Regions from separate parts of the Homo sapiens genome. Here region 2 is linked to region 1. A link is a contact called in ENCODE Hi-C or POLR2A ChIA-PET data. All regions are on one chromosome and are shown on one strand. The core of a region is the stretch at or near the end of the contact, and the rest is flanking DNA. Distances in the headings are between cores, read along the strand shown.

Evidence for each region. A loop is a pair of places that touch in the nucleus more often than their neighbours do. ChIA-PET counts read pairs that join two places held with the same protein, here RNA polymerase II (POLR2A). Pooled maps may share reads with other maps.
Region 2: a loop to region 1 is called in a pooled map, with 2.2 times the contacts of the local background. The contact joins the promoter of SPOCD1 here to the promoter of ADGRB2 in region 1. A Hi-C loop is called at or near these places in 3 of 50 pooled maps. POLR2A ChIA-PET finds 5 or more read pairs at or near these places in 5 of 52 experiments (H1, K562, Panc1 and 2 more).

The regions. Positions count from the first base shown.
Region 1 is chr1:31,761,775-31,766,902 of GRCh38, reverse strand. ADGRB2 (adhesion G protein-coupled receptor B2) reads left to right here and starts at 2,563. Exons shown (of 33, transcript NM_001364857.2): 1 at 2,563-3,019. RefSeq lists a silencer at 3,881-4,150 and an enhancer at 4,092-4,945.
Region 2 is chr1:31,813,981-31,819,108 of GRCh38, reverse strand. SPOCD1 (SPOC domain containing 1) reads left to right here and starts at 3,087. Exons shown (of 16, transcript NM_144569.7): 1 at 3,087-3,148; 2 at 3,737-5,128. The coding sequence starts at 3,776.

The DNA.
Region 1 (5,128 bases), core at 1,314-3,813:
GCTCAAGCTCTGGCCGGTGCCCCTTCCCATGCCCAGTCTCTGCCCCAGGCTCCCTGGAGGCCCCTCCTGGGGCTAAGGCTTGCTCTTTTCACCCCCGCCTGAGCATCAGAGAAGTAATTTATCTTCAACCAGCTGGATTTGAATATGGAAACGATTTGTAATTACTCCAAGTCCTCCTGGGCGGCATTATTACCAGAGTGAGTCTGGAAGGGCAGGGGCTCCTGGGAAAGGAGGTGGGGAAACCCTGATGCAGAGAGGTGCCTCCAGGGAGAGCCTTCCAGAGGTCAGCCCTAGTCTCGCCTGCTCACTCCTGTACAACCCTGGGGAGGTCCTGCTCTCCCCACACAGCTCCCACAACCCCCTTTGCCTTGCTGACCTCCCCACCTTGCCCCTACTGAGCCCCCGGCTAAGGGACACCATCTCTGTCAGTCCCTCACTCTGTCTACCTATGCTTCCTTGGGCGTACATTTTTGTGGCTGATAGAAGGGATCAAGAAGTCAGAGGGCTAGCGAGGAACAGAGAGACAGACAAAAACGCTGCTGTCGATCTGGGGCCAGTCCCTCCCATCACCTCTCACCCAGCTGCCTCCTGGGGAAGGAGGAGGGGGGGCCTCAGGCATCCAGCTGCATCACATCTGCAAGAGACCTGCCTAGGTTTCTCTGATCTAATATGCTAATGATCATGAATATTCAAAAAGAGGGAAGCAAGCTCCCTGTAGGAGAGGAGGGGGCTGGAGCTTTGGACAGGGTCCTGGAGATTTCTAAGGGGCTTGCATCCTTGTGGGCAACCCATGTCTCCACCATTTTCCCCACTTTTGCCTACCTCCTTGAAGCCCCAGTCTAGCAACCCCATTCCCCCTCCCAGTGCCCATGTAAGGAGGGGGCCCGGATTTCCCACTGCCCTGGGGTGGCTTTCAACATACTTTGCAGCTGGCAAGGCCTGCCTGGCCTGGCTTTCACATAGTAGCTGAGCCTTGAAATCCAGAGATGTCTGACTGTGTTTGAGGGTGCCTAGCAAACCCTAGGAGCCTTGCTTGCCAGTGCTAGGCCCAAGGCACAGGCCTCCTTGGGCATCCGCAGCGAAAGGGAAGGTGCCGGCCCAGCCCTCCTCCCTGCCTCATAAGGCCTCATAAATTCTCTTAAGGTGACAGGTGAGATTCCTTCATCGTCCCTTATTACCTCCTTCCATTAAAGTTGATAATCTCTCACAATCACTCACAACAAATGTCACCGAGGCTGCTGGAGGTGGGAGGGACAGAAGGAGGGAAAAGAGGGCGGTTCTATGCCTCTTCCTGGTACTGCCCCTGGGAAGAGGTAGGCTTTTCTCTTCTTGCCCCATCTTGAGGGTGCCACAACTTAAGGGGCATCAGTGGAGAGGTGGGGTTGGTATTTGCTGAAATGAGGACTTCTTTGCACTGAAAATTTGGCCCTTCCTGGCTAGTGAACCTTCAAAAAGTATGGTCCTGAAACCATCCCACCCTCATCGCAAAGCTGAAACCATCCCACCCTTATTGCAAAGCTGCCCCCTGCTGGTTTCTCCTCTGACCAAAGCCATGGGATTAACCTACTTGTGTTGGCTGCAATGGTGCGTCCCTGGTCGGCCTACCTTACTGATGGCAACATGCCCAGGCCACAAACTGCCTGACCAGAGCCCTGAACCATGGGCATCTCCCTGTGTACCGCCTGAACCATGAGGGCTCAGGCCCCACCCAACTGTTTCTGGGCTTAGTGCCAAGATGGGGAAGGGGTGGGTCTGTACATCTCTGCTGCTTCTACACAAACAGATGCAACATGGGGGCGCCCCTGGCACAGGGAAAGGCACTTGTGGGAATAGACAGGGACTCAGGAAAACATGTAACACACTGCACACGTGTAGCATCCCCGTGCCTAAGGACGTGCAACATTGCAGTTTACAGTATGCATCAAACATGTCACATTGCAGTATACATATGTGGCTGCTACATGAGTTACCCACAGTCCTCAGCACACATGTGGCACCTGTAAGCTTGCATACATATAACATCCCTGCGCACAGGAACAAGCAACATGCATTCAGGACTTGGGCACATGTTAATACACCGTGCATGTGTGTGGCACTTGCATGCACCTACCCAGGCAACATGGCAGTGCACACTTAGGGCACCTGTATGCATATGCAAAGTTCAGCGCACATGACTGGCACCTGCATGCACAGGGACATGCAATATGCAATGCACATGGGAAGGTGAGCAAATGCTTCAGCCTGCAGGGCCCGGGACACCCTGGCGGCGCGACAAGCCTCCGGCATGGGTATAGCTGGAGGGGCGTCGCGGATCGCCTCATTCTGCGGTCCAAGAAGCAGCGGGCTGGGCGGGGGCTTACCCAGGGCTTCTCCCGCGCCGGCGCCTGGGGCCCAAGGCGGGGAGGTGGGGGGCACGATCGGCTCGGCTGGCGCTGTTCCCCCTTTAACAGGAGGCGGCGCGCGTCGCCCCCGCCCCTTCTCCCGCGGCTCCTCGCGCCCGGCCCGGCGCGCGCCCCCTCCCGGGCCCGGCCCGCGCAGGCGCCGCGTCCCGCCTCGGCCGTCACTCGGCCCGGCGCGCGCTGCGGGCAGCGGCCGGAGCGGCCGGAGGAACCGGGTTCGGCGGCAGCGGCGGCGGCGCTCAGAGACCGAAGAGGATGCGGCACCGGCTCTCAGAGCCCGGGGCTGCGGCCGCCGCCCGCAAATAGGAGGCGGCGCGCGGCGCGGGCGGTGCTCGGGGCGGGGGAGCGGGGGAGCGGGGGGCGGCGCGGCAAGGAGGCGGCGGCGGCGGCGGCGGCAGGAGCCCGCGCCCGGCCCGGCGCCGCCCGCCCGCCCGCCCCGCGCTGCTCCGCGGCGCCTTTTCTGCACCCGCCGCCCGGGAGAGCGGGAGCCTCGGCCCTCCGCGCGGCTGCAGCTACCTACCCTGCGCCCGGCCCGGTCCCCGACTTAGGGATGGCAAACTTGCGCCCCGTGGCCGCCCCCGCCAGCGCCGGCCCCCGCTCCTGCTGCTGACGGCGCCCAGGTGAGTGCTCGGCCCCAGACCCCGACCTGGCCTCGCACCGAGCCCTGCCGGCGCGGTCCCGAGTTTCCGCACCGGCCCGGACTCGGGGCGCTCTCCTAACCCGTCTCTGCTGAATTCTCCCCCAGCCCGAACTGAGTTCGTTCAGCGTTCGCCCACCCCCATCTTCTGGGGAACTCCCAAACCTAGGGCCGAGGCCCCCTTAATCGCTGGTGAATCTCTAATCTCGGCCCCCCCCCTCCCCCAGCCTGGACCGACCCTCTTACCCATCTATGCTAAAGTCTCCCCCTCCAGAATTCTGACACAGACCGTGCTTGCTGTCTCGAGTCTTTCCCTATCTCGGCCTGGATCCGGGCAGTGTGCCCCCCACCTTTATTAGAGCCCCCCCATTAACCTGCAGCTCAACTGTGTCTCCCCCTCTATTTCCCGTCACGGTCTGAATGCCGGACCCTGCTCCTCTCCTCCACTTCATCACTGCCCGGAGTCTTTCCTGTCCCCATCCATGTCTGCCCATAGTTTCTACCCTCCCCCGCGCCTGTACCCCGACCATGCTTCTTCTCTATTTCTGCCCCTAGCGCCCCCTCCCCCATATCTATCTGACCGGAGTCCCGCCTTCCCTCGCCAATCTTGCTGCAAGTCCCCTCCCCTCAGCTTGGAATTGGGGCCGTGTCCCCCGTGTCTGCTCCGCGCCCCCTCCCCTCCAGCTGAGATCCCGACTGGACCCGCATCCCTGACTCCCGTGTCCATCTTTGGCCGGAGTCTATCTGTCCATCCCCCATCCCTATCCTCCCACCCCTGGTCATAGAGCTGGGCACCAGACGCACCCTCCCGCAGCCCCAGGGCCGGCATGATCCGGAGGGGGTTGTAGGCTGTGAAGTTGGCGGCCACTCCCGCAGTCAGCTTGGTCCGAGGGCACAGCCGGGGGAAGTCCTCCGCGCCGCGGCCCGTGCAGAGCAGGCGACGGGTCTGTTGCCCGCCGGGGGGAGGGGCGCCCGGGCCGAGAGATGCCGCCTGCCTGCCCGCCTCGCCAGCTGCCGGCCGGGCTCCTGGGCGTCCTCTGGCGCCCCCTGCCCGAAGCCTGGGACCCGCCACCCCTTCTCCCGCGGGCAACCCCGGGTTTCCGCAGCCAGAGCATCAGCGGTGGCTGCAGGACTGACGCTGGGAAATCCCTGGGGAGAGGAGATTGGTGGGCCAGGCCAGGTGCCTCCTCGTGCTAGCCATGCCCAAACACTCCTGGTTGTCAGGCCATATGTTCTGGGGGTGGGATGGGTTGGGGTGGGGTGGAGGGCTCACCCCAGCAGCAAGTCAAGAGTCCTTTGAGCCTTCACGTACAGACCAGCAGGATTGGCCGCGGGCTCCAGGACGCCTGGTTGGGCTTGTTTGTGCTTGGTCAGGTGTTGCCAGAGAGCCTCTACCCCATGGCATTTCCCATGAGGTGAGGGCTGGGGGCAAAGGTGGGCTCTGCCTGGCTTGCGCATGGAGTCGGTTGTGGGGGAATCCACCTGACCCTGGGACAGAGCAAGCACCTGGGGAGTATCCTCTGCACTGCTACTGGGGTGAGGGGCAGTGTGGACTCTGCGCAGGATATGTCCTGGTGATGGTAGTGGGGAGGTTAGGGAGGGTCTTCTCTGGACCAAGATTGAGAGAAGAGATCTTCCCCTCTTCTTCCCTCTCTCCTCCTTCCGCTCTCTCTTCTGCCCCCTTTCTGTATCACTCTTCAAAAGGACATGTCTAGTCTGGGGTGTGCGTGCGTGGTCTGCATTTCTGTAACACAAAGTGAGGTTCCATCTGGTATCTGCCCCCATCCCTCCCTCCCTTCCCACCCCCAAGTAATGAAGCTGAGTAAGTAGTTAGGAATTCAGCTTTCGGTCAGACGACCTACGTTCAAAAGCTGTGTGACATGGGCAAGCTACTTAATCTTTCTGAGCCTCAGTTGACCCTCTATAAAATGGGTCAGTGATCACTGCCTCATATAGCTGTTGGGAGAATGAAGTTAGGTTGTTTGTATAGAGTGTCTGGCACCTAGCAATGCTCAATATTGATAGGGGTGTGGGGCTGTTTCTGTTCAAGGCCAAGGTCAGGCCCCTCTCCACTCCACTCCTAATCCCAAAG
Region 2 (5,128 bases), core at 1,838-4,337, 52 kb before region 1:
TTAGCTGGGTGTGGTGGCGTGCGCCTGTAATCCCAGCTACTCCGGAGGCTGAGGCAGAAGAATCGCTTGAACCCGGGAGGTGGAGGTTGCAGTGAGTCGAGATCATGCCACTGCACTCCAGTCTGGGTGATAGAGTGAGACTGTCTCAAAAAAACAAAAAAATAAAAATAAAATAAATAAATAGAATACCAGGAGACAGAGAAACTGGCCAGAGACTGGCTGGCTTCTAAAACCAGTCCTTGCTAATCTTGAGCAAATTACTTAATCTGTCTTGGCCTATTTCCTCATCTGTCAAATAAGGATAATAACAGTTCTTACCTCACAGACTTGATGTAAGGATTAATATAGGTAAATTAATACAGGCAAATACAGGATTAATATAGGTAAAGCATTTAGACCAGTCCCTGGCTCAAAACAGCACTACGTAAGTGTTAGCCATTCTTTATCTCTATACCATGTGGAACTGACAACATCTCCACTCCCGTTTTCTCTGCCCAATGTGGGAGACTTCCATTATCCAAATGGACCAGAATGGCTTGGTTCACTGGTCTTAGGGAACCTGGTCAACTTTCTGCCATCATGACCAAGACATTCCTTAGAGGGAGGGCTTCTCATTTACAAAAACTATTTCCTTAGAGCAGTAATTTTGGTCATTGGTGACATCCAGTCTCTACTCTTACCTCATCTATGACTCTGACTGCCAGATCATGACAGTTTTCAATATGGATTACCCAATAGCTTGGTTTGTTTTTTGTAATAAACCTTGTTTTTTAGAATAGTTTTAGATCTACAGAAAAATCTGAAGATTAGTACAGGGAGTTCCTGTGTACTCCAGACTCGGTTTCCCTTGTTATTCATATTATGCTGTTTTTAAAATTCCACATTATATCATTGAGATACATTCATGTTGATATATAGATCTAATTTATTGAGTCTAACTGTGATTTAGTATTCCATTGGCCTGGAAGGTTCTCACAGTCTCACCTGGCACAGGTTTAGTGCCAGGGAATTCCATCTCCCTCGCAATCAGACTTATCAAATCTCTGGTTCTGGCCGGGTGCAGTGGCTCACGCCTGAAATCCCAGGCCAAGATGGGAGGATCGCTTGAGCTCAGGAGTTCGAGACCAGTCTGGGCCACATAGTGAGACCTCGTCTCCACCAAAAATAAAAAAAAAATTAGCTGGGCATGGCGGTGCATGCCTGTAGTACCAGCGACTCAGGAGGCTGAGAGGGGAATATCACTTGAGCCTGGGAGGTCAAAGCTGCAGTGAGCTATGATTACACTACCACAACTCAGCCTGAGCGACAGAGCCAGACCCTATCTCAAAAAAAAAAAAAAAAAAAAAAAAAGCCAAACACCACTGTTTCTGCAGTAAAAGTATTTACATAATCATAACATTATAAATGTCATTTGGCTTTCAGTGTTAAGAATCAATCTACAGGTAAACAACGGTAAACTGAATTATCTTTACCGAATAGAATGTAAATGCTATAAACCTCAGCGATACAAAAATAAAAGCTTAGTTCATGGATAACGGCAGAAGCAGGGAGGGGACATCAAGGGAAATTATCCATTTCACACAGAGAAGAGTCAAGAGATACAATATACAGAAGAAACAGACATTTAAGAATAGTATTCAAAGTGATAATAGAAACCAATAGTAAAATTTAAAATATAAATATAAAAAAGAGGGCCAGGCACGGTGGCTAACGCCTGTAATCCCAGCAATTTGGGAGGCTGAGGTGGGTGGAACACGAGGTCAGGAGTTTGAGACCAGCTTGGCCAGCATGGTGAAACCCTGTCTCCACGAAAAATACAAAAATTAGCAGGGCATGGTGGCACGTGCCTGTAGTCCCAGCTACTCGGGAGGGTGAGGTAGGAGAATCACTTGACCCTGGGAGGCAGAGGTTGTAGTGAGCTGAGACTGTGCCACTGCACTCCAGCGTGGGCGACAGAGCGAGACGCTGTTTCAAAAAAAAAAAAAAAATATATATATATATATATATATGAAAAGCGGAAGAGAAAGGGGGAAAGGGTGGTTAATAAAATCACCACAGCAGGAAGTCAACAGATACAACAGACACAGTTAAAATTAATAAATCAAGTAATAGAGGCATGAGTATATTATTTACAGTTATGAAATTTAAAAAATTAACATGATGACAAACATGGTAAAAAACAAAAAACAAAACACAGTTGTTTCCAGGAGTTGGGGTATTGGGAAATGAGAGATAGCTTTAAACTTTTTATTTCTAACCTTCTATTGGAATTGATTCTGCATTTCCATCTACATTAATTATATTTGAGATTTTCTTTTTAAATTAGGCAAGCACTATTCACAATAGCAAAGACATGGAATCAACCTAAATGCCCATCAATGGCAGATTGGCTAAAGAAAATGTGGTACATATACACAATGGAATACTATGCAGCCATAAAAAAGAATGAGATCACGTCCTTTGCAGGAACGTGGATGGAGCTGGAGGCCATTATCCTTAGCAAACTAATGCAGGAACGGAAAAACCAAATATTGCATGTTCTCACTTATAAGTGGGAGCTAAATGGTGAGAACACATGGACAGAAAGAGGTTAACAACAGACACTGGGGCCTGCTTGAGGGTGGAGGGTAGGAGGCAGTAGAAGATAAGAAAAAATAAATATTGGGTACTAGGCTTGATAACTGGGTGACGAAATAATCTGTACAACAACCCCCGTGACACAAGTTTACCTATATTAAAAACCTGCATATGGACCTCTGACCCTAAAATAAAAGTTTAAAAATAAAATAAAATAAAATTAGGCAAAAAATCTAGGTAATTCTGACATTGTCCTACTGGCTCAGGGACTATTGCGGTAGGATCAAGTTAAACTCTCAGGCAGGCAGCCAAGGCCCCTCGCTGCCCCATGCACCCACCTACCTCTGCTTGGGAGCCAGGATTGGCACCTCCTCCAGGAAGCCCTCAGGAGGAAGAGGGCGCCCTCTGCCGGGGCAGGAACGCCAGCACGCCTGGGGAGCAGCCTTTTGCTCATCATCAGGGACTCCGCCCCTATCCCTCAGCAAGGGCCTCCCTCCCCCGCATCACGTGATCTCAGCTCCTTTTCAGCTAGTGGGTGGAACCCCAGGAGGGAAAACTCAGGGAAGCCCAGGTGAGAGCGACGCGACCGATGGGGCCCGGATTTCTTGGATGCTGGGGGACTGTCCCAGTAAGGCTTGGGAACCTGGGTGGGGCGCCTTTCAGAACGGGACCGATGGGAGAGAGACGAGAAGGGTTATGGGCACGAACCCCGTTCAGTATCTGCTCCTTGCGCAGTGTGAGAACTGGGAGAGAGACTCCTGGCCCTTCCACTTCCTGTGCTTCCTTGGGTGAGTGTCTTAACATCTCAGAATCTCAGTGTCCTCACCTGTGGCTGCCAGTATGAAATGAAATAAGCACATAAGTCATAAATAAATGGTATCTTATTAGGTCCCATTTAAGCGAATGTGTGAACTCTCAGAGACAAGAAGACCCTGGAGGCCACTGTAGCTCGGCCCTGTTTGGAGGCAGGCCTCTCCACCCTCACCCAGGACACCAGCTCCTGCTGGGTGCTCCCCTCCCTGGAGTGCTCACCCCTAGGCCTCAGGAGTGGAAGGGTCTGGGAGAGCTGGCTGGAAGAGGGGCTCCTCCCAGTTCCCACTGAACGGGCTGACAGGTCGGACTCTCCAAGACAAAGTCTCCTCTTTCTGTCTCCACACAGGGCCCGTGTTGTGCTTTTGGCCCAGGTAGGTGGACAGACATGTCCCAGGCGGGGGACGTAGAAGGCCCCAGCACAGGAGACCCTGTGCTCAGTCCCCAACACAACTGTGAGCTTTTACAGAACATGGAAGGAGCCAGCTCCATGCCAGGCCTGTCACCAGATGGGCCGGGAGCAAGCTCTGGGCCCGGAGTCAGGGCTGGCAGCAGAAGGAAGATCCCCAGGAAGGAGGCCCTTCGAGGTGGCAGCTCCCGGGCTGCAGGTGCTGCTGAGGTCCGGCCAGGGGTCTTGGAGCTGCTAGCTGTGGTACAGAGCCGGGGCTCGATGCTGGCTCCTGGGCTCCACATGCAGCTGCCCTCGGTGCCTACTCAGGGGAGAGCTCTGACCTCCAAGAGGCTCCAGGTTTCTCTGTGTGACATCTTAGATGACAGTTGCCCCAGGAAACTTTGTAGCAGGTCTGCTGGCCTCCCAGAGAGAGCTCTGGCCTGCAGGGAGAGGCTTGCAGGAGTGGAGGAGGTGAGCTGCCTCAGGCCCAGGGAGGCCAGAGACGGTGGAATGAGTTCTCCAGGGTGTGACAGAAGAAGCCCCACACTCAGCAAAGAGGAGCCCCCTGGAAGGCCCCTGACATCCTCACCAGACCCAGTCCCTGTGAGGGTAAGAAAGAAATGGAGGAGGCAAGGGGCTCATTCAGAGTGTGAGGAAGGGGCTGGTGACTTCCTGTGGCTTGATCAGAGCCCTCGTGGGGACAACCTCCTGTCTGTGGGAGACCCTCCCCAAGTTGCTGACCTGGAGTCCTTGGGAGGCCCTTGCAGACCTCCCTCTCCAAAAGACACTGGGTCTGGGCCTGGAGAGCCAGGTGGAAGTGGGGCAGGATGTGCCTCAGGGACTGAGAAATTTGGATATTTGCCCGCTACAGGGGATGGGCCCCAGCCAGGCAGCCCCTGTGGCCCTGTCGGGTTCCCAGTGCCCAGTGGAGGGGAGTCCCTCAGTTCAGCTGCACAGGCTCCTCCACAGAGCGCAGCACTGTGCCTGGGGGCGTCAGCACAGGCCTCTGCAGAGCAGCAAGAAGCTGTGTGTGTCGTGCGGACTGGCAGCGATGAAGGCCAGGCTCCAGCACAGGACCAGGAGGAGCTGGAGGCCAAGGCTCAGCCAGCTTCCAGGGGAAGGCTGGAGCAAGGACTCGCTGCCCCCGCTGACACCTGTGCCAGCTCCCGGGAGCCCTTGGGCGGCCTCAGCTCCTCCCTGGATACTGAAGCCAGCAGGGCCTGCTCAGGCCCATTCATGGAGCAGAGAAGATCCAAGGGCACTAAGAACCTGAAGAAAGGTCCAGTGCCCTGTGCCCAAGACCGGGGCACAGACAGAAGCTCAGACAACTCCCACCAGGACAGGCCAGAG